Linked DNA regions of Mus musculus: region 2 is linked to region 1. A link is a loop called in an ENCODE intact Hi-C map of the cell type or tissue named here. Cell type or tissue: gastrocnemius. All regions are shown on one strand. Each heading gives the region's core, and the rest is flanking DNA. Links, peaks and the distances in the headings are about the cores only.

Region 1 (12,336 bases), core at 2,048-10,047:
CAACAAACCCACTAAAATCCTATCTCCAGAGTATTGCTGGGACTATCAGATAGGCCTGCCTTCAGATATTAAAAGTGTCAAGGTAGCTTGGCAGACAAAAGAGTATAATTTGGTTAGAAATAATGTCTGACTTCAAATTGTGATGGAAACTTGACACTATTACTCTGGCTAATTCCTCAAACAAGTAGCAACACTTGATTTCAACTTTTAAAAGAAACAATCAAAACCAAAACCCACTACCATGGCAAACAGATGATTTCTCCTGACACCTTGAGCCTGTAATATGTGAGAAAGAGTCTATGGCAAGTAATCAGGTATAAATTCTCAATGATTTCTTATATATTCTGGGTCTTGGGAAAACTTGATTCTAGAAATCAAAATTAATTTGACAAAGGAAAAGCAGATGCCGGAAACTTCTTCCCAGTCTGTCATACAATTCACCACTGGCCAGGTGCTGAGAGAAGCATTAGGGAACAGTGTGGGTTGTGTCAGAGTTGGACGGCTCCATCCCTTTGGCTTCATTATCTTCCTCCTCATGGAGATTCTAAAGCAACCCAGAGAGGCTTTGCAGCCAGAGACCTTTAATAAGGATGCCAATGTGACCATCAGTCTGTAAAAGCTGATGGCTCCAGGAGCCGCTGGCAGTCCAGGCCCCACTAGGCTATTGTTTCTGTCCTGGGCATAAAGGAGGCAGAGAGTGCCAATAGGTACTTTGGTGGCACATGTTCAGAGTCCAGGAAAAATGGCAGGGTGACCACTTAGAGGGACATAGGACTTGGGGTTGGTGATTGAACTGAGTTACAAACACAGACAGCTTTCTTCAGGATGACTAACAGCAGGAATTGAATGGAAAGTGTGTTCATTTTGTTTTGCCCAAATTGTATTCATGCTGTTAGCTTTGTGTGTTGAGCCCTGTGGAGAGGGTGTGACTGTATCAGGGAAGGAGAGTACCTCAGCGGACTGAGGACCAGCACCCTATTATATCAGAAGACAATCTCTCATCATCGGGTCCTACCTACAACCTGCTCTGAACCTCCGAGTTCCTCAGCCCATCGTGTTCCAGTGTGGGGGCCTGTATGGAGCAGGTGACTGAAGACAAAGCCCCCTGTCACATGACCTCATTTCCCCTGCTCTAGTACTATGCAAGTGTGACAGCCAGCCAGCCAGATGTACTGGACAACATAGGAACTGACTTTATGGCAATGGGAGCCGCAGTCACTACAACGGAGCTGCTGAAGGTTCTGTTCCCCGCTCTGAGAGCCTGCAGGAGCCCCTGTATAGGTGGTTCTCAACCTGTGGGTCGCGACCCCTTTGGGGGAAGTGTTAAATGACCTTTTCACAGGTGTCCCCTAAGACGGTTAAAAAACATAGATATTTCCACTCTGACTGGTAACAGTAGCAGAATTACAGTTATGAAATAGCAAGGGAAATAATTCTGGGGTTCGTGTCATCCATACCATGAGGAGCTACATTAGGTCACATCATTAGGGAAGTTGAGAAGCATAGCTCTACTTGGGTATTTAAGCAAATTATTGCAAAGGGGGTTGTCGCTCTGTGTTTCTGTGTATGCATATATTTATATTTTGCTTGTCTTCCAGTTTAGGTCATCTGTTTCTTCCTTTAAGCAGTTTATTTAAAAGGCCATTGCACCATCTTGGTGAACAGCATGAGGGGTTTCAATAAAAAATAGGATCTTACCTTTGTCCACAGGGCTCTACCTCTTACTTTTCAATTGTGAACAAAAAAGGTCGCACACCCAGAGGCAACAAAACCCACAGAATTCCTGAACCAATGGGAGATGCCAATGGAAGCAGAGCTTGCACATCTGCTAAAAATTCTGCCTCTCTGTCACTGTGCTGGATCCGTCTAAAGTGGGACAGTTCAATGGTCTGAAAGTTTCAAAAAGGCTGGGGAATTTGAGGGGATTTTTTTTTAAAATAAAATTGATCCAAGTTTAAATCTCTAATGAGTAAGCTTAGGATTTTATTAAAGGTAATTTTTAGACATTCTTCAAAATAAGAATTCTTGTTTATAATTGAATAAATTATTTTCTCAGTATATTCTGGTCTGGTATGGATTATGCGTTGTATCCTGAAGATGTTCAGAAGTGTCAGTTGTGATTGTCCATAATCATAAAGGATTTTACGATACCTTGAATGAGCTTCACAAAGACAAGATTACAAAGAACAGGCTTTATTCTCAAATTATAAAGTGTGCTCTCTCTCAATCTCTCTCTCTCTCTCTCTCTCTCTCTCTCTCTCTCTCTCTCTCTCTCTCTCTGTGTGTGTGTGTGTGTGTGTGTGTGTACACATGTGTACATGTGTGAGATCGCCTGGCAGAGCCTTCATGAAAAGACAGTCTATGAGAGCACTGTCCAGCTGCCCTGTGTTCACCTAGGACATGTGGCTCTCTTCTCGCCAGCAGTCTGGTTTCTGGACAATCTGATTTCTATGAAAATGAGTGCTGTATTTGCAGAGGATTATCTTGTCTGGAGTCATTGGTACTGTCCATCTCGTAAGAGGGAATGACTGTCTGAGGGATGACCTGGGCCTAGGTACTTCTGTCTTAGGATTTGATTGCTGTGAAGAGACACCATGGCCAAGGCACATCTTATAAAAGAAAACATTTAACTGGGGCTGGCTTACAGTTTCATAGGTTCGGTCCATTATCATCATTGAGTTGCATGCAGGCAGACATGATGCCAGAGAAGGAGCTGAGAGTTCTACATCTTGGTCTGAAGGCAGCCAGGACAGACTCCCTTCTGCAGGCAGACCGGAGTAGGGTCTGGATCACAAAATACTTTAGTATGAAACACCTCTTCCACAGTGACACACTTCCTCCATTAAGACCACACCCCTAATAGAGGCACTTCCCTTGTGCAAAGCATATTCAAACTACACAGTCCCCCAAACGTGAATTTCAGGTGCTTTACTAAAACTTAGGTTCTTGTAGTTTTGGGAACGGCTAGCTGAGGGTGGGCAACTTCACGATAAAACAGTAGGGACAGAGGGAGGGCAAGGTCACTGAGGGGAACAAATCCTGGGGACAATCTTGCCTGGCTCCAGCCTTACCTAAGGTCTTTGCTGCTTCTGGGCTTTACAAGCTTATGAAACCAGCAAGTGGAGTGAGGCTTCCTTTTGTAAGGCAGTCATTCTATTGGACTGCTCTAGGATTGTGAGTTCCTCAAGATGCTGTGTGCCTTTGCACCAACCGACTCCTCTCTGTCATTCATCTCACAGGCTCTGTCTCACAGGGATCTACTGAAAGAGTGGGGGAATGCAGCAACATCTATTCCATCATGCCTCAGAGGACGTGTGTGTGTGTGTGTGTGTGTGTGTGTGTGTGTGTGTACATGAATGCACATGCAGATGTGTGTTTTGCACGTTTGTCTTTGTGCATTGTGGAGTCCAGGAGTTGACATCAGATGTCTAACTCAATTGTTCTCTACCCTATCTTTTGAGCCAGGGTCTCACTACCCCTGAACGGAGCTCACTGACTGTCTAGAGTGGTTGGCACTGAACTTGAGTGGAGTTTGCTGATTGGATAGACTGGCTAGCACTGAACCTGAATGGAGCTTGCCGATTGGCTAGGCTAACAGGCACTGAACTTGAGTGGAGTTTGCTGATTGGATAGACTGGCTGGACTCCAAGCTGCAGGTCATGGTCTGCAGTCTTCACAACAGCAGCCCTGGAGTTCCAGTGGCATGCCCTCACACCTAGACAGTTTATGGGCGTTCTCTGGGATCAGATTAGTGTTCACGTGGCAGACACATTATCAGCTGAGCCATCTTTCCAGCCTAGGCATGCTCCCCACTCCCTCCCAGTGTAACAGACATCGGGCTTGTCTACAAGGGAGTTGCTAGGTTGGGTGGACAGAGGTAACAAGGCTCATTCTAACTGGATGGCACCAGTCAATGTGGGGTCCCAGACTGAATACAAAGGAGAAGGCAGGCAGAGCATCAGCATCTCTCTGCTTCTCGACTGGAGATGGGACCAGCTCTCTCACATCCCTGCTACTAGCATTTCCATCTGTGGTCCAGCAGACAGAACCTTTTCCCTGTGGTTCACAAGCTGCGACCTCGGGGTTTCAGCTTGGGTTCAGGTTGAGGCTCTATGCCAGTGCCATGGCCAACAGGGTTCCGTGCTGCTCGCAGGGCAGTAAGTCCTGGCCTCCTTGTCTCCCCACAGCAGCACATCAGCGGCTCTCAGCTCACATCTCCCTTCCAGCCCTCGCAGCCACTTGGCAATGACAGTGGCTGCATTTGCATTTTTTTTTTTTTTTTTTTTTTTGCTTGTCCTAACTGGATCGTGAGTGTGGGTGCTACTGGCATGTAGTGGGTGGATACAAGGGCACTGCTAAGTGATTCACACTTGCACAGGGTGGCAAACTTCACCCCATCTCAAGAAATGTCATTCGTGGCAATCTTGGAGCGGCTGGAATTACACTCTTTCAGAGTTCACTAACAGATTTATCTGTTTGCCTGTGTGGGAAACTCTAAAGCTCCACTTCCTCCCTAGAAACCAGAGCTAAGACAAAGCAGTTCCCTCTCGTGGACACCAGGGGGCAGGAGTTCCAAAGAGAACCAGTTTCTGGAGTGATGAAAACATTCTTTTTGGTGCTATTAAAGGCAGCGTCATTTGTATAAATGCTATTGATCCTTCATATAAATGGAACTAGCTCTATAGCTTAGTGGTGCTGTAGGTGTACTGTGCAGTTTATCAAATAAACAGGTAGAAATCAACCCTACATATACCACAGTTAATAAAGAAGGCATAAGGGAAGTAGGAGGGAATCTTAACGCTGACTTAGAGGAGAGACACATTGCTTATGTGCGCCAAGGGTGCTACTGTTTGTAGGTGTGGTATGGTTGAGATGTGGTTCTCCCCGTGGAGTTCACACTGAGGTTTGGTTCCAGTGGATAGTGCTGTGTTAGGCATTGACTAGGGATTAATGCTTTTCTATGAGTGAGCTGTCGCTCTGGAGATGGGCTTCTGTGACATGGTTGTTAGCAAGCCTGGCAGCTCCCCTCCACCACTCAAACCCATGCTCCGCTCCACACAGTGCCTCTGGCTGACTGCCACATGGTTTTCAACAGAAACTGAATGGATTCTGGGACATCTGGAGCTGGAGGAACATTTTTTTTTCTTTTTGTAAAGCACCCAGCTTCGGTATTTTGGTGGTAGCAACACAACACACACCAAGAAGTGATCTGGAATTCAGTGGCCCTTGCTTCAACTGCTCTATCAAGGGGAGCTATAGCCTTCAACAACCTGTCCCACCCCTCTCTGGGCTACTCAACTTTATAGGTGACACTGGTCATCAGCATCCATTGGGTAAGAAAGCATCCCAGTAGCGGCGACCACTTGACGACCTCCTCCAGGGTTTCTTGGGCAGCTTACTGCTTTGTATATTTATCAGGTGGACAGGAGACAGTCGGACACTCCCTGTGGTGGAACACCGTCTCCAGAATCCACAGGCAGCCCAACGGAGTTTTTGTCTTTCTTAGTGGCAAGGGACACAACATTTATTCACAATTTACAATTGGCTGCATCTTGGAATTTCCTGGATTGAGAATATTCACATCTGGATCCCATCCAAAGATTGCTGCTGTTCAGTTGTCTTGGTGTAGGCTTGACATCGGGGGTTTTAAAACTTTCCTGTGGGACTGTTAGTCTTGGGACCTTGGAAATGACTGCCATTAGAACAATTTGCTTTTTGTGCATGGCTTTTATTTTGATGTTGTCTTTTTTGGTTTGGGTTTTGGGTTTTTTGTTGTTGTTGTTGTTGTTGTTTCTGTTTCTGTTTTGTTTTGTTTTGGTTTTGGTTTGGCATTTGTTAAAGTTCTTAAATTTCTCTATTAATCATTTTCTTCTAAATTGAATTTGGAAATTTTGGGTTAAATTTGATTTCTGCTCCATTTTCTGCTTTATTAAATTTGTTATATCTTATTTGTGTGGAGGTCCCCTTTAGAGGTCATAGGACAACTTGAGGGAATCAGTTCTGTTGTTTTACTATGTAGGTCTCAGTGACTGAACTCAGGTCCTCAGACTTAGCAGCAAGCACCCTCACTCACTGAGCCATCTTGCTGGCCCATTCCACTTTATCTATGAAACCAGATATATACACATGATAAACATTTTTTAAAAAGATTTATTCATTTATGTATATAAGTGATGCATTTGCATGTGTGTGTACATGACAGAGAGAACATCAGATCTTATTACAAATGTTTGTGAGACATCTTGTTGCTGCTGGAATTGAATTCAGGACCTCTGGAAGAACAGCTAGTGTTTCTTAACTGCCGAGCCATCTCTCCAATCCCAGCTAGACTTCTTTTTTTTTTTAATTCAACTAATTTTTTATGATATTCAACACAATATATATTTCTATACCAATCATAAGAATGATGGACATGTTATTAAATGAACATAAAGTAGATAAGTAGATTTTTGTTTGTTTGTTTGTTTGTTTGTTTTATTTTTAGTAGAGCTTTAAAATCTTGGCTTACTGTGGTACAAACCCTAAATAAGAACAAGTTTTAAACATTGGAGTTCATTGTAATAAGGCTGTACTTCAATGTCCCTCACATCATCAAAGGATTTTACCTCCATAGTAGCTAAGCTAAGAGTTGACAGTTCTGCTGCGCCAAGGAATGAATTGTAGGCACGATTATTTGGATACAGATTTCCTGCTATGTTCAAAGCTATTTGATTTGAGTGATTGTCATCATTCTCAGCCCACAGGGAACAGGTCACATTCATTTAAGAAATGGTGTGTGTATTAAGATGGTCTATCCACGAAGCCATTCATCAACTGTTTCAGTGAGCCATGGTTCTGCTTGGAGGGTGGCACAGACATGAGGTGAGGGTAAAATACTGATTCATTGGCTGTGATGATTTTGAAAAGTATTCATCTCAGAAAAAAGAGTAACTTATAAGGTCCTCTTCTTCAAAATTGATACAATAATTGTAAATATCAAGGAAAACATTCAATCTCACCCTTTGTTGTTCTCCTACAAGCCACCTCCCAAATTAATTGCCTCTGTTTCTTTTGGCTGTATAAATTATTTTCAAATATGTATGCTGTTCTGAAAACAATAGCATAGTGTAAAAATATCAAGTAAACAATCCTCCTAATAGAGAGGCTGAGATAGGGGAAGCTCGATTTCAAGACCATTATTCAGTACACAGCAAGACACTGTCACTTACAAACAAGCAGAAAATGTATATGAATTGTACAATATTGGACCTATTTCTCCAATTACCAAATTAGAGAGACCACTGCATAACAGCCCACAAATTTCTAATTCCTCATATTTTTGAATTTTAATCAATTAGGATATGCTGGTAATATTAATTTTCATATTGAGATATTAAGGAAAAGTGATCGTTACTTCCGGTTATTTTTGTTGTTAGAGGTGAAATTATGTTTGTGTGGGTTTGTTGAAAGATTATTCTTGCTTTTTGTAGGGTGTAGTTTCCCTTCTTGTATTGATGTTTTCCATCTATTATCCTTTGTAGGGCTGGATTTTTGGAAAGATACTGTGTAAATTTGGTTTTGTTATGGAATATCTTGGTTTCTCCATCTATGGTAATTGAGAGTTTTGCTGGATATTGTAGCCTGGGCTGGCATTTGTGTTCTCTTAGGGTCTGTATGACATCTGCCCAGGATCTTCTAGCTTTCATAGTCTCTGTTGAGAAGTCTGGTGTAATTCTAATAGGTCTGCCTTTATATGTTACTTGACTTTTTTCCCTTACTGCTTTTAATATTCTTTCTTTTTTTTTTTAAGTGCATTTGGTGTTTTCATTATTATATGATAGGAAGAATTTCTTTTCTGGTCCAGTCTATTTGGAGTTCTGTAGGCTTCTTGTATGTTCATGGGCATCTCTTTCTTTAGGTTAGGGAAGTTTTCTTCTATAATTTTGTTGAGGATATTTACTGGCCCTTTGAGTTGGAAATCTTTGCCCTTTTTTATATCTATTATCCTTAAGTTTCATCTTCTCATTGTGTCCTGGACTTCTTGGGTGTTTTGGGGTTAGGAGATTTTTGCTTTTTACATTTTCGTTGACTGTTGTGTCAATGTTTTCTATGGTATCTTCTGCATCTGAGATTCTCCTATCTCTTATATTCTGTTGGTGATTCTTGCATCTATGACTCCTGATCTCTTTCCTAGGTTTTCTAACTCCAGGGTTGTCTCCCTTTGTCATTTCTTTATTGTTTCAAGTTCCATTTTTAGATCCTGGATGGTTTTGTTCATTTCCTTCACCTGTTTGATTATGTTTTCCTGTAACTCTTTAAGGAACTTTTGTGTTTTCTCTTTAAGGGCTTCTAGCTGTTTACCTGTGTTCTCCTGTAGTTCTTTAAGGCAGTTATTTATGTCCTTCTTAAAGTCCTCTATCATTACCATGAGAAGTGATTTTAGATCCAAATGTAAAAAGCAAAAATCTCCTAACCCCAAAACACCCAAGAAGTCCAGGACACAATGAGAAGATGAAACTTAAGTGCTTTCTTTGATAAGAATTGCCTTGATCATAGTGTCTCTTCAGGCAATAGAACAGTGACTAAGGCAGGGTTTGCGAGAAGAGAACCAATGGATTACATACACACAATCCTATCAGTTCTGTTCCATTAGAGTACCAGAATATAGCTTCCAATAGTGGAATAGTGACACTTTTACCTTAGGGGTAATTTACAGTTGTCTAATTGGACTTAAGACCTGTTCAATAGGAGGGAGTTCTGCTGGCTACTCATGCTGACTCCAGAGGCAGGGAAAGGCTTTCTCTTTGTAAACTTTGATAACTTTGTAAACCCTCAAGGCAGGAAAGTGGCCAGGCACTGGCCTGAGGAGTTCCAGCAGCTAGACCTCTCTGTCATAACATATCTAGCCTCTGTGACTGTCACAAAGGTGGTTTTCAGCCCCTCCAGAGGACCCTCCCCAGATTTGTTAATTTTAGATGAAAAGTCTAAACCAAAGAGCCACCAATCCCTGAACAGGAAAACCCATCAATTCCTGAGCTTTCCGATTGGTCCCGATGAGTTCACTTGGTGGGACTTGAAATCCCACTGGGGATTTCCTTCCTTAGGGTTTTACTGTTGTGAACAGACACCAGACACCATGACCAAGACAAGTCTTATAAAGGACAACATTCAATTGGGGCAGCTTACAGGTTCAGAGGTTCAGTTGATTATCATCAAGGCAGGAATATGGCAGCATCCAGGCAGACATGGTGCAGGAGGAGCTGAGAGTTCTACATTTTCATCTGAAGTTCTGCTAGCAGAATACTGGCTTCCAGGCAGCTAGGATGAGGTATTATAGCCCACACCCACAAGTTCACACCTACTCCAACAATGCCACACCTCCCAGCATGCCACTCTCTGGGCCAAGCATATACAAACCATCACACCCACCAGTCCATACCCTGGAAATCTCTGCCCTTGAAATCTCCACTCCCTAAGAAATCCTATATTTGCTCAGTTCATGCTGTCATCTCCCAGGTACAGAGTCAGTAACCTGGATTCATCATTCTCCCCCTGGACTTGTCCCTCTAACAAATCTCTTTTATGAGATTTGCTGCCTGGTGTGACACTAACAGAGTCAGTGGAATTTATGTACATATGTAAATATGTTTATTTATTGGTAGAGGAGGTTACTATAAACTTGAGAGGGAGTGTGGAGGGAGACATAGAAGGAGTAAATGGGTGGAAATAATGTAAACAAAGGAGTCATTGATAAAATTCTTAAACAAATACATTTAAATAAAAACAGTTCAAAATGGAGTCTTCTGGAGAGCTGTCCCTGACTCTGCTGCCTGCAGATCCTGTTCCCTTGCCTCTGCTGCCTTGTCTGCCTTAGGTGGAGAGGATGTGCCTGTCCTGCAGGGACTTGATGTGTCAGGATGGGTTCTCAGGGGAGAAGGGGAGGAGGAGTGGGGGAGGGGCTGTGTGAGGAGGGGTTTGGGAGGAGGGGGGCTGTAATGGCGGCATAAAGTGAATAAGTAAGTAAATGAATGGAAGACACTAATCTTCTGGTTATGAAAAATAAACTCCAGCATGTGACTTGTTAAGATCACAGCCACCTGGTTCATCCTCAAGGGACACAGATGACATCATCATCCACAAAAGACTGGAATGATGAATCACAAAAGTGTGGATTGACAACAAATCTCACATTGAACTCATTTTCAAACATTTATGCTGCCTTCTCCAACTGCTCCCCCAGGCGTGGTGAGGGTCTGTGATGACGCCTGTGCGGAGTTACTTTGTGGTCTGTGAAAACAGTAGGTGAGAGGTTGTTCTTAATTTCAACCAAACTGACTGATACCCACCTCTCTTCTTGATGCACAGACAATTTCATTTTTGTGGATTAACATAATTTTTTTTCCTTTTTAAAAAGACTTTGCACTGGGCATAATGACACATGCCTTTAATCTTAGAGCTCCATGAGGCAGAGACAGGAGGATCTCTGTGAGTTCAAGGCTATCCTGGTGTACAGAGTGAGCTGCTGCCATCCAGTGCAACATAGTGAAGTGTGTGTGTGTGTGTGTGTGTGTGTGTGTGTGTGTGTGTGTGTGTGTACATATATATGTGGAACTACTGGGGGTTGAAATCAGGACCAGGGGTCTTTGTTTTTGAGCTCAGATCTCACTGTGGGTTCCAGTCAGACCTCGGGCTTGCACTGATACCCTAACCTCTGCCTCTGTGAACCCGGGGGTAAAAGGGAAACCTTGCCTGCTTGGCTGGGTTTTGTAAACTGCATGGCTGAAAATCCAAGGTTCTTGTATGGATAACTTACACGATAGCGTTGGGCCTCCAGGCAGCACACTGCACTAATTTCATAGTCAGTTACTCTGGAGAAGGAGCATAAGCCTCCTGCTGCCCTTCTGGCTGTGATCATCACAATACCACAGCACTGGTAAATTAACCATTTCCTTTATTACTGTACAAGTCTTTGGAGTCAAAGTTGGAAAGTCTCAGTACTTGGTTTCAATGAGGACTGTGAGGTAAGAGATTAGGAAACACAACTCAGTGAGGACTCTGAAGAGAGTTCAGACCCACTCAGCAATGTAGGGGTGCTCTTCTGTAGGTTTCAGGGGTCCTACAGCATGTAGTTGATGATGTGTAGCTCATAATATGTAGGTGTGGTCAGGGTGATTTCTGGGTATAATGAAGAGTGAAAATTTGGTAATTTGGACCTGTCATTCTGTATACAGCACCGTAGCCCCTGAAAGCTAATGACACTCGGTGAACTTCTCTTTATAAAGATTCTAAACAAACAGTGATGGGATTTCTGTTATCTCATTCACAGAAGCTGAGAGAGTAGAAAGAGAAAGAAGCTGCTGAAGGTGGACTTGGCCCGAGTAGCTCTTAGCCCAAACCTCAGATAGATATGAGCTCTTTGACTCATATCTCACAATGTGACTTAAGCTGAGAAGTAGAATTTTAATATCCAAGGAGCCACAGTGCCTTACCTGCTAGTCGGAGTCACTAGGATGAAGTCACAGAGAAGCTCGGCCAAGCTTACTCTGTATGCACAAGACTTTCCCACAGCATACTCTGTATACAAGGCTTCCCACAGGTCACTCTCTGTACACCGGGTTTCTCACAGCTCACTCTGAATGCACGGGGTTTCCTACTGCTTACTCTGGAGATATTCAACTTTTATCTTTTTCTTTTCCCTCTAGGAAAAGAATGAGATACAAAATATTAATCCTATCGCTATTGGTTCTAATGTCTCTCTATGCCCAGTATAGAGAATACCCTTTCAGGTAATTGTGAAAACTTAATGTTATATTCTTGATAAGAATCTGGTGAGTTAACAGGATTTGTCCCTTAAGGAAATCGGCCAAATGTGCAGATCCAAATATATGTGAATTATACTCGTGCCTGTCTCTGTAAATAGAGCCCCCTGTCCCAATGCTTTGTTTCTAATGATATCAGAGATTTAAAAAATTCTATAGATGACCAGGTGTAGTGGCACATGCCTTTAATCCCAGCACTTGCAAGGTAGAGGCAGGCAGATCTCTGAGGCCAGTGTATTCTATGGAGCTATTTCCAGGCAGAGAATCCCTGTGTCCACTGTGGTTGGAGAGGGCTGTAAGAGAAGTGTGTGAAACTACCACTCGCTGTGGCAGCAACAATGTTCAGAAAAGTATGTTAAAGATGGAAACAAGTAGCATCCTCTTTACTGCTGGTGACTTCTGGAATAAAATGTATTCACTCCATAAATATGAGACAAGCAGAAAGACTTCCTAGCTATTTAACAAGTTTCTGCTAAGGATGCTAATCAATCTCATGTATTTGTCTCTGAAATGTATTAGGCAGTGGATGTATTGTTTC
Region 2 (12,336 bases), core at 1,953-9,952, 47 kb after region 1:
CCATGCATGGTGGTATTTTAAAAAGCCCAGAGACTTCCCCTATGAGAGAAGAACTAAATCTGCAGCTTTCATCCCCTTTGAAAAAGGAGATTTCTATTACCACAGGGCCATTGTTGGCGGCACACCCCTAAACGTCTTAAATCTAATTGAACAATATATAAAGGGAATTACAGATGACAACACAAATAAACTTGTTAGCACATTTGAAAGCCACCTAAATAAATATTTTTTTATCAACAAACCCGCTAGGGTGTTATCACCAGAGTACAACTGGGACCCAAGATTTAAAACTCCTCCGGAAATCAAGCACATTAAGATAGCTTGGAAACCATAAATCATACTATGGTTGTGCCCTGGGGTTTATGAAATCACAAGTAAATACCAGGGAATTCCTCAAAAATAAAACTCTGGAGAGCTTACACAAGTGTGTAATCTTTCAGAATAAATTGTCTTTGAAATTATAATTCTCCTTAGTCTAAATAAAAGTAACTCGATAAGTATTGCCTACATGGTGTGATGTTTTATGTATGCATTATTAATGTGGAAATTATTTTGGAGGTATAGATGATTTTTTTCTTTTTTAATATTTTTATTAGGTATTTTCCTCATTTACATTTCCAATGCTATCCCAAAAGTCCCCCATACCCTCACCCCCACTCCCCTACCCACCCACTCCCACTTTTTGGCCCTGGCGTTCCCCTGTACTGGCGCATATAAAGTTTGCATGACCAATGGGCCTCTCTTTCCAGTGATGGCCGACTAGGCCATCTTTTGATACATATGCAGCTAGAGACAAGAGCTCTGGGATACTGGTTAGTTCATAATGTTGTTCCACCTATGGGGTTGCAGTTCCCTTTAGCTCCTTGGGTACTTTCTCTAGCTCCTTAGATGATTTTTTTTATGAAGAAGTCATACACGTCAAATAGATATACACGAGGGAAGCTTAATATTCATGACTTTGCCCATTGGGGAGGGGTAGTATATTCCTTAGAGCCAATCTCCTTGATCAGTATCCAGTGTGCCTAGGATGTGACTGAAGCCAGGCGAGCTGAAGACATCCTACCAAATGTAGATCTTGCTTTTATTGCTAATTACGTTTAGTTCATTTAAAAAAAATGTTTCTGTCTTATTCTATGTGTGTGGATGTTTTGCCTGAAAGTGTGTCTGTGGACTATGTGTGTGCCTAATGCCCTCGGAGGCCCGAAGAGGCATTTGGACTCCCTGGAACTAGAATAACAGGCAGGAGTGAGTCACCATGTGGGTGCTCACAACTGAACCTGGGTCCTCTGAAAGAATGGTAAGTGCTCTTAACTGCTGAGCCATCTTTTCAGCTTTGAGTTCATGTTTTTTTTAAAAAAGATACAAGAATGTGATGCAGTAAAAAATTATCTTGTCCTTGAGGCACCTAATAGTCTAACGCAGGAGATAAAACTACCCTTAAATGTTTATTTCACAAATTTAAAAGTTAAAAAAAAAAGCCTCAATCCCCTCTCCCAGATATGCCAAGAACTAGATGCTGGTAATGCACATTATGCTGGTGAAGTCTCCTGCGCCATCTGAGCTCCCTAAGAAGCTGGCTTTGGAAGTGGGGTTGGTCCCTCCTCTCCAGGACTGTTTGAATTGTGTCTTCTGGGGGATGGTCCCCATTCCCTGTGATAGTGAGGGAAAGTCTAGCAAAACAACCCGAAGCAAAGCGTGGGCTTGAGAGCAGCTGAAAGGCAGGCTCTTTCCAACAGAGCTCACTAGTATTTATCCTCTGACATGAAAATGTCTGCAGAGGGAACGAGAACCCGGAAGTTCGGCCATAGGAAGCTCATTCGTGCAGATCAGCACAATTGAGAGCCCCTGCTTCAAATCCCCCAGTCCATTTCTGCTGTGTATCTGTAAGCTGTGACTTTGAAGAAGTTCTCTCTCTATGTTGCTATTTGTTCTTTTACTTGGAAGTCTCACTTGAGGCTACCTTCAACTCTTCCAAAGACTTTATCAGGAATGCCACCTGGTGGCATTCCCAGGGTTTCCTGGTGGATCTCCGCTGGGTGTCTGGAGACCTCAATTTGATGATGTTTTGCTGTTGATCCACCCTTGATATTTATTGCCTTACTCTGGGCCTTTTTATATACTCAAGAAATTATCCATTCTAAACCAGAAGTATGCCTATGGTAGATCATTCTCCAAATTGTATAGAAGAATACATATTAGCCAGCATTTACCAATAAAGGGTAGTGAAAAGAATGGAAACACACACACACACACACACACACACACACACACCACCTCAAGGCAGATCTTAACTCCATCTACTGATTCAAATGCTAGTCTCTTCCACAAACACTCTCACAGATACACTCAGAAAAAGTGTTTTAGCCTCTGTCCGATTGCACTTTAACTCACTCAAGTTCAGGCATAGAACCGACTATCATGGGTTATCTCCATGACATCTGGGGAAAGTAAAGCCATGAAGACAATGAGCTGATGGCCAGGGGACATGAGGGACCTGAAGGCAGGATGTCTGAATAGCAACAAGCACAGCACAGGAATCTCCAATGTGAGATTATCCCATATGATGCTGTATCAGTGGCTCTGTGTCATTATTCACGCATTAAACTCACAGAATTTGAAAGCCCAGAATGAACTGGGGCTGCAATCAATGCCTGTGGGCTTTTGGTTTTGTTTTTCAAAATCTCACAGAAGACCAAATGTTAAAAGGTGGATGGCGAGAAGCGCATAGAACTACCTCACTGGAAAGGAAGAGAAGAAAATGCACTAGTGTAACTTTGGAATTCAGGGAAGGATCTCTAGGAAGGAAAGGACTGTAAGTCTAAAAACAAAAACAACTGTACACAAAGATTGGACTCGGGGGCTGGAAAGATGGCTCAGCAGTTAAGAGCACTGACTGCTCTTCCATTTGTGAAGGTCCTGAGTTCAGATCCCAGCAACCACATGGTGGCTCATAACCATCCATAATGAGATCTGACTCCCTCTTCTGATGTGTCTGAAAACAGCTACAGTGTACTTAGATATAATAATAAATAAATCTTTAAAAAAAAGAGATTGGACTCTAGTTGATAAAATTGTTTCTGAAACAGAAGCTAAAAGACAGAGCTTCCAATGGGACAGTTTGAATAAGAAGATAATGCAAATGTATTCTAACTCCAGCTATAAAATAATTATCCATGTGGATCTGGAAAGCTAAATAATTGCAAAATAACTTCAAATAAATCATGTAGACACTCAGTTCTCAAGGAGACAGAGAAAAAACTTTCCACTCATTAACTGCATTTGCATAAAGAGACGTCTTTCCAAAGCTATCATCATAGAAGCTGGAAGAAAAAGTAACTTTGCAATGGAGCAAATAAAACTATCACAGTCATATCAACAGGCATAAGTTGTGTTAATGTCATGCACCCCTTATATGGTGGAATGGCTCCTTGTTACCAATTGAACTACATCCCTCCAGAAAATGCGTTACAATTCTGAACTGTGGCCAATCTGAATGAAACTGAAAAGAAGGGCCACAGTTTAACCTCCAGACAGAGAAAACAGTCACATGAAAACAGAGAGAAAAATTAAAGCACATTTTACTCATTCGTTTATTGTGTATGTATGTGTATGGTGTGTGTGTGTGTGTGTATGTGTGTGCGTGTGGTGTATTGATGTGTGTGAGTGCAGACACACTTGTGTTGCAACATGAACTTTAATTATTCATGCGTCAGTTAAAGGACATTTAGGCTGATGCCATTTCCTACCTATTATGAATGAAGCAACGTGAACATGCTGAGCAAGTGTCTTGGCAGGAGGATGCTGGTACCTTTGCATAGACATCAAAGAGTGGTCCAGCTGGGCCATGCGGAGGAGCTACTTTTAGCTTTGCGAAGTGATTTCCAGAGTGGCTGTATCAGTCTGCAATCTCACCAGTGGTGAGTGAGTGAGCACCCCCTTTCATCCTCTCCAAAACTTATTGAGAATTTTCTTTCTTTCCCTTTTACTTTTTGGTAGGGGGCAGACCAATAAGTTTATTTATTGAGTCGTTGGAGGAATATGGATGAAGTTAAAGGAGCATGGGTAACTGAGATGCATCTGCATGACTGGAGAAATCACACGTGACTATGAGGTGACGACCTTACCGAAACAGAGTCTGTGGGGTACCCCATTCAGTCAGCCTCACACCTCCTGTATGCTCTAGTACCACCTAAGACACATGAGAGTCCAGTGACTTCCCACCCCTCTGCATCTAGAGTGTTCACAGACCTGTTACTATTACCATACACCTAGCTATCTCTGTCCTAGATTATTTTATTGCCACCATTACAGAGGCCAGTGTAATAACCAGTGTAGACGCTGGTCATGCTATGCCCAGAGGAAGCAGCTATACCACAACAACCCCTTTCCGAAAGAGACACTGATAAAGAAGCCTACTAATGAGTCTCGGGGAGAATAATGCATCCTTAAGAGTGAGAGGCACAAGGACGCCAGGTCAGAAGCATGGGTAGTTTTAAATAAACTAGAATATTTGTAAATGAAATTACCCTGCAGGCCAGCAAGCCCCAAGGGCATGGAAACTGCAGAGATGGCTCAGCAATCAAGAGCGCTTACCAATCTTGCAAAAGACCCAGGTTCAACTCATTCGCACAATGGCAGCACCCAGTGCCTTGAAACTCTGGTTCTAGAGGATCCAACGCCCTCTTCCAACCTCTGCAGGCTTTCACATGCTCAAGCATGCACACACACAAATTTAAAGTAATTTTAAGTGAGATGATAATTAAATAAAAGATAAAACAAAAACTAACACATCGGAATTTGACAAAGCAAACAGAAGGAGCTTGTCTGCTTTTAGTTCTGTTATGGAGAGGTGGTTAAGTCGGTCCTATACACACTCAGTGTTGATTTTTGTTTCGAGGGACAGGGTGATTCCAATTCAGTGGTAACCAGGAGAGCTTACAGTTGTGATGCATAGCTGGGTTTGCTTTGCCTGAACTGGTGCACAGGCTGTAATACTGAACTAAACCTGGGAGTGTGGGGACTGGGAGGCACAGGAGTGGGGTGGGGTGGGGGGACTGACTGCTGCACAACCTGAGCTAGGCATCGTGGGAATAGTGAGACTTCATTGGAGGACTAGGGTGTGGGTGATTCACCAGGCTGGGCTGGTGCGTTAGATACAAGACCAAGAAACCCTGGAAGGTAGGAACAACAGGGTGTTTAGAGGGGCACCCTGAGAGGACAAGCTTTCTGCCTTCTATTAAACCTAACTGGGCCAAGAAGTACATGAACATGAACATGAACACTAGATGGCACACCATAGAAAGTAACTAACTGATTATCACTTGTAAAATGAAGCTGCCTCTAGGGGAGCCTGTTGATGTCGACTTGGTGGTAACTGGAATTCTACTGATTAACGTCTTCTGTGTGGTAATTCTGCGCTCCTACATATTCCCTCTGCTCTCCTGTGTTCCAGTAAAGCTGGTCAAATTCTTTCTCCTTCGATATTCACCCAAATCCTTGCAAACTTTCCAACTTGTCAGCAACTGAAGTCAGCAGTGCACCGGTGCTTTCCAACGAGCAGAAACCATGTTGAAGGAGATGACTTACAGTACCCTCACATTCTGCTAAGGCAGTCACGGATGAGCAGGGCGGTTCTTTTCTGTCTCGCTTTGGATCCCCCTGGAATGCTAGACTAGATGTGCTGTGGAATGGATCTGAATGGAGGGGCCATGCAACATTAAGAAATAACATTTCCTTGTCCCACTGAATATCCTTTACTGGGTCACAGTCACTAGAAAACTTCAGGGCATAGGAATAAGCCCTGACACTCATCTGCCCCCAAGTCACATTAGGCTGTGGCAGCCATCTTGTCTCAGTTACAGTGTTGGAAGTCTCAAATCCCAGATAATTAGGGTCTAGAGTAAACAAAGCAGCAAGTGGCTCTACATTAGACCTAGATCTACCTGAACCCCATGTGAACTCAAGCCAGGGAAAGCTGGAGAGATGGCTCAGGAGTTAAGACCACTGGCTGCTCTTTCAGAGGATCCAGGTTCGGTTCCCCACTTTGCTCTTTCAGCATAGCACTGTTTTGGCTTTTGGGGATCTTTTGTGCTTCCGTATGAATTTCAGGGTTTTTTTTTCCTAGTTCTATGAAAACCATATTGGAATTCTGATGACGTCTGCACTGAGCCCCTGGAACACCGTTAGCCCTGTGGTCATTTTCAGAGTACTAAAATGCAGACTACAAAAGAAAGACTATGTGAAGTCTTTCCTCTTCTGTCTTCCTCAGATTCTTTCTTCAGTGTTTTAAAGTCTTTATTGTAGAGGTCTTTCCCTCCCGGTTAAGTTTATTCATAGCTTATTTTCTTTCCCTGATTATTTTACATTCTCTTTCTCCTGAGCCAGCCTCCAGCGAATGATAGAATCCAGTCCACCATTCCTGGGGGTTTGAATCGCGTTACCGAGGCTTCCCCCTTAGTTTTCATTATCATCGGTGGAATCACCAAGAGCTATCCCCTGGTTTTTCTCCTTTCTCTTTTCAGCTGCCACCCTCTTTCCTTTTAACTAGAGAGGATCACTCTTCCCACAAAATACAAGTCAGTGAGAATGGGGGGAGGGGGAGAAAATATGATGAAAAAAGTTACTTTCTCTTCAACCACTTAACAAAGGACAGATGGTAGGGAAACACCACATATTGATTGATATTTCCAACACACACACACATGCATGCACATATGCACATGCACACTCATGCACACACACACATGCACGCACGTGCATGCACATGCACACACACGTGCACACTTCAAAGAAGAACCTCAACCTTATAACACATTGTTTCTTTGCCAATGTTGAGTTTTCAGTAGACTGTGCAGTCATATCAGTTGTTTGCGTTGGTTTCAAATGATAGGTGCATGTGGCAAGATTAGCCGTTTCCGTAGCTTAAACGTTTTAGTTACACTCTTTTGTTGTGTCCCACGGTCAGAAACTGTATTAAGTAGAATATCATGACAATGGACAGGGATTGTGTGGCTGTACTTGCAAAAACAGTTGAACTGGAAAAGTGACTCCATGCCCAACTGTTTGTTTATTTTAGTTTTTAAAAACTTCTTCCATAGTGGGAAGGATACACTACTCAATCATTTCTGTCTCCATTACAAGGCCTCCGCCAGGGTATCTGTTCATGGCTGTCCATGCAATTCCTTTCTCTTGTGCTCTTTTCTGAAAGATCCATTCATGTATCTCATTTTCAATCTTCCTTGTTAACAATCTCTCAAAAATGTTCTTTTCAAGTTTCTGACCAATGATTAAAGATCTGATTTCTATAAATAAGTGCAGACCTGTATCACCTCTTCTTCTGGGCCATAGTTACAGCTAGATACACTGCTCAAAGTCCTAATGTCTGGAACAATAGCTCTTGACTATCCCTCTTCGTTGGCATCCCAGTGTGAATATACTTGTACTACCATAAGATAGAGATGATTTTTTTTGAATGAAGCCCAAGTTTTTATTCTTCCTTCAACATGGAACGCCCATGACACCGGTGTCACGTGGAAGGTGAAAAGGGGACCAGAGGCAGCAATAGTAGATGCTGTGGGTGACAGAACCATGTATGCCTTCATGTAAGAACGTGTGCTGTCTGCACTCACTGGAGTCTGGCTTACACATAATTTCTGTCTGATGATAGACAGCTACTGTGCATGTCCAGCCTTGGCACAGTATTTAACACATTGCCTGAACAACTACTGCTCAAGATGGGTGGTGAAGGTAATGGTTTAGAATTCCCCATTAAACATTGTTTCTTCCAGGGTACAACAGAGTCTGCTATGGATGTCTCAAACAAGAATAAATGGTTCTCTCAGAAGAAGTTAGCATTGGTGTGATCTCAGACTTTAGATATTTGTTTGGTAATTTTCCTGTTGAGTCTTGCTCTCAGAAGCCACACAATGTTTTTAACCACTGACACTCTGGGCACTGTTGGATAGGCTTAGAAAAGCCTAGTGACTTGCAACACCCATAGAGAGTCTTCACCTGCCCTGGGCATGTTCCAGAAGCAGCGGTCATGTTTCTTGTTATTAATAAGTCAGACTAGTGCTTACAAACAGGGTTTCTGTTGTCTTGAGACAATGGGAGTCTTACAATTGACACTCTGGGGATCCTAAATGTGGAAAAGATTCCACACATCCTTTTGATAACGCGACAGGACATGAATGGCTGTTACCTACCCATATGTGATTGTACATAAAACAGCACAGTTTGCTAGGCAGGAACATCTTGGACTTATATTAATTAACGTAGGAAAATGTGTGTGCATCTTTGTGGGTCTACACACACAAAGGGACAGAGTTGAATTGCTTCTTCACTACTTCTTGTCCACATGAAAGGCTTTATTCTAACAAAAACCCTCTTTCCAATTCTGATGAGAATTTACCAAATAGAAGTCAGTCTAGAAAACAGAACTGCAGAAGCAAAGGCCTACGTGTGGTTCTGGCAGAAGCCATGAGTTCACTGTAAGCAGGAAGTGCGCTGGAGAGATGAGAGAGAAACTGGAAGGGCTGGGTGGGGCTAGACTGTGGGATTTCTGTATTAGGCTAGGAACATGGACAGCATTCTGTGGGCTGAGGGGATGGAGTGACCAATTTCCATAGGCTGTAGCCTGGACTGCAACCTCATCACAGGCCTTAAAGATTACAGCAATGGCACAAAACAAAAGCTATTGTCATTTGTAGATTATACCCACAGAAGAATTACAACAATATTAGCCACAGAATAACAGAAATTAGTGTGATCAAAAATGTTTCTCTGAAATTTTTATCTTCCAGATAAAGGTGGCAGATTAAATATAACAATACAACCTCTGAAATCCTGCTAAAACATAATAAATGGATTTGTTTTATTTATTTATTTTATTACTTATCTTTTTATTTTGGCTTTTCAAGACAGAGTTTCTCTGTGTAGCCCTGGCTGTTCTGGAACTCACTCTGTAGACCAGGCTGGCCTCAAACTATATAGATCCACCTGCCTCTGCCTCCGGAGTGCTGGGATTAAAAGCATGTGCCACCCAGCTGTAAATGGATATTTTAAATCCCACAACCCTACCAGTACACAGAGATAACAGAATTTTAGAAGCCATCCTCAAGGTTTCTACTTGAAACTACTGTGGGAAAAGTAGAGCTCTCAAATGGCATACAGCACATAATCTTACAAAGAGATCCTCCAAGCTGACCTGTACTCCTCAAAGTGTCTAAGGTCAACAAAAAGACAGACCCAGCACGTCATAGATTAGACACGAAGGAGTTAAGACAGCCAAATGCACTGTGAGTTTCTCAAATGGAAAAAGAACATCGATGGGAAACTGGTGACATCCAAATGAACTCTGGTTTGGTTATTGGTGGGACTTACAGTCGTCTCTTCATTTTGATAAACACGCCATGATTATGTGCAGTGTTAACAGGAGAGAAGGCTGGGTGGAACGCATATGGGAACTTTTTCTCCCATCTGTTAAGACTCTCTTGTAAACTTAAAAATGATTTCATTATCAAGCTTTGAGACTAAGCCAACACTGAAAGGAGAGAGAGCACGCGCTCATGTTCCCTCTCTCACCCAGTGCACTGGGCGGTCATTTCTAGCATTGATGGTCTCCAGAGTACAGACCGGCATGACTAGGTGTGCACGGCTGTGGTCCTGGGAAAGCGGGACATGAGCTGAGCATGCGTGCACACCTTGGTGATGCTGACCTTAGGGTAGATGGTGGGGCTGCACGCACGGTAAGACTCTGCATGTCCAACAGGGACAGGATCAACTTAGGGAAGAACACGTGGGTGTCTCCGTCCTGCAGTCGGGGCTAGTGGAAATTGCATTTTGCTCCGAACTTCAACTTCCACTTGTTTATTGATAATACTTGAGGCAGCCACGGACTCTTATATTAGCCTATTCCTGCCGTTTTGTTATAATCGCTTATTAGTTTAAAAAAGGTCTTATGTCAGTTCTTTGAGACTTTTCTATATGATTTTGTTTTTTCCTTCCCACACCTATGCCTTCTGTTTCCTTTCTGCATTACTATTATTGTTGTTATTATTATCATTACCATTATTATTTGGTCACAATGACTTGACAGGAACCACTTACAGGAGAGATTTATATTTGTTTACAGGAGCAATTGCAGTCACCACCGGGAAAACATGGCACCTGCGCCAGGGTAGTCCATGGAGGCAGGAGCCTGAGCAGCAGATAGGGAACCGGAAGTCCGAGGAGAAATGGGGCCTCCCATTCCCCGATGCATGGAGTGCAAAGCTTCTCTCAACGATGTGGGTTTCCCTGAATCTGCCTTGTCCACACCTTTATTTTGGCTTTTGTTTAATTTCGAGACAGTGCTTTGTATAGCTGAGACAAGCTGGGAACACCGCATGTCTGAGGATGGCTTTGAACTCCTCACCCTCTTCCCTCTGCTCCCGAACACTGGGACTGAGGCATGCACCACCATGCCGGGCTCTTGTGCATACTTTGAATGCGCCATTATCCTTTCCTCGAAAGCATCCCCTACCCCCTTTCTCTTCCCTCCTTACCCCAATGCTGATTAGAGGCAGTGGGAAGAATCACACCGCCATCTCGAAGTTTTCTCCACCAAACACATTGTTTTACTTGTCTGTTATCTGAGAACGCAGGGTAGCAATTTTTTTTTTTTTTAGGTCAAGAGCAGAACAGAATCACATTCTGCCAGAACATGCCTTAAATGGCCTCTGATCTAATTCCTGAGTGTGCCCTTGATCCCGTCTATAATCTCAGGAGCTCAGCCTTTGCTGTATCCACTCCAATCAGCATTGCAGACTTCCCATGCTCCCTCCCAAAAGACCCATTAAGCTCTGCTTACAGCATCCTACATCCCTCCTGCACACCAATTCCAAAGACCTGAGGACCACATGGTCAGGTCAGACACAGCAATGGCCCACGTCTCTGTACCAGGGTTTTGCTTTCAGTTATTTTTTTCAGTTATTTTATTTTTTATTTATCACACTTGAGGGAGGGTTTAATTTAGCACATGCTTCACAGTGACACAGTTGTCACAGTGGAGAAGGCAACTTGTAGTCTTGTATGTTATCATGAGTTAAAATACAGTACCCCCAAATTGAGATGTTAAAGCCTTGAATATCAGTACCTCAGCTCACTGTTGTATTTGGGAACAAGATCTATAAGGTAATTAAGTTGAAATTTGGTCCTTTGAGTAGTCCCAGATCCAATAGAGTTAGTTGTATTCTAAGAAAAGGGAAATCTAGACACAAGCAAAGGAAAGAAAAAGTAAAGATACAGAGAAATGAGAATTATTTACAAGTCAGAGAGAGAGAGACTTGGGACAGAACAGTCTCTGATAGTCCTTGGGTTGGGGGGAATCAACCTTGCTAATACAAAGAGTAGTGATTCTCAACCTCTAGGTCGAGACCCCTTTTGGAAGTCAAATGATCCTTTCACAGGGGTCACATATCAGATATTTACTTTACAACTCATAACAGTAGCAACATTATAGTTTATGAAGTAGCATCAAAAATAATTTATGGTGTATGGGGTGGGGTCACCACAGCATGAAGAACTGTATTAAAGGGTCACAACATTAGGAAGATTGAGAAACACTGCTCTAGAACAAGAAAGACAAATTTCTAATGTTTAACCCACCTAATCTGTGGGACTTTGCTATGGACTCTAACAACTGTCATGTACAAAGAGAATATTAGATCAATAAGATCAGGTACTACTCAGCACACAGTAGGTTTTCAACAAATGTTGGCCAAGTGGACTTATAGAGTCAATTAATAAGAGTCTCCCTTAGATAAATCTACTAAATACCAACACTGCTATTAATAGTAATGCCCCTCCCCCTATAGGTCCCCCAAGGCTGCTCCTGGACATCTTACCACATACTGTGATGTAATGGATCTGCTACCACACCCCGAAGGAACAAAGTCCTTTGGTGATGACTCACATCCGGGACCAGGAGCAATTTCCCTAAGAAGAGAAAAGATGGGGGAAAAAATCTTACTGTGATGCAGTAACTTAGAATTAAACCACCAGAGGAACATATCAGATTTGCCATCCTGGACAGACTGGCACAAAACGCAGCTTGTTACTCCACAGCTTCTGCATGGTATTTGATTAGCTGGCTTCCTTGAAGGCAGCAAGAACAAGCCTGGATCAGTAGTTTAAAGGACAAGATAGTCAAGACCTTTCCTGCTTTTACTGAAGCATTTCTTATGAGCAGAGGAAAAAGACTAATTAAATTTCCTTAGGACTCATTCAATTATGGACTCACAGCACATCTCTCAGCTCCATCTCTACATCCTAATGTCATCAACCAGCTATATCAAT

What was found. Hi-C counts contacts between places; a loop is a spot of excess contacts. Peaks named below come from ENCODE experiments on the same cell type or tissue, not always from the same donor. Only the 100,000 strongest peaks of a DNase experiment are listed, where the experiment ranks them.
Region 2: it touches region 1 in a loop (2.7-fold over the local background); 9 of 42 quality-filtered maps call a loop at or near these places.

Annotation. Positions count from the first base shown.
Region 1 is chr2:35,389,903-35,402,238 of GRCm38, reverse strand. It overlaps 4930402F06Rik (RIKEN cDNA 4930402F06 gene), which reads left to right and starts at 5,065. Exons shown (of 6, transcript NM_001080709.2): 1 at 5,065-5,333; 2 at 11,682-11,765. The coding sequence starts at 11,689. It overlaps Ggta1 (glycoprotein galactosyltransferase alpha 1, 3), which reads left to right. Exons shown (of 8, transcript NM_001145821.2): 8 at 1-2,060. The coding sequence ends at 130. In gastrocnemius, for the core only: no CTCF peak of the experiment used is centred there; DNase peaks (open chromatin) are centred at 4,549 and 5,053; H3K4me3 peaks cover 199 bases; H3K27ac peaks cover 1,101 bases.
Region 2 is chr2:35,342,377-35,354,712 of GRCm38, reverse strand. It overlaps 4930568D16Rik (RIKEN cDNA 4930568D16 gene), which reads left to right. Exons shown (of 6, transcript NM_029463.1): 6 at 1-495. The coding sequence ends at 334. Among named protein-coding and RNA genes, the nearest start is that of Stom, 12 kb to the right of the region's middle. In gastrocnemius, for the core only: a CTCF peak has its summit at 5,308 (motif pointing right); no DNase peak of the experiment used is centred there.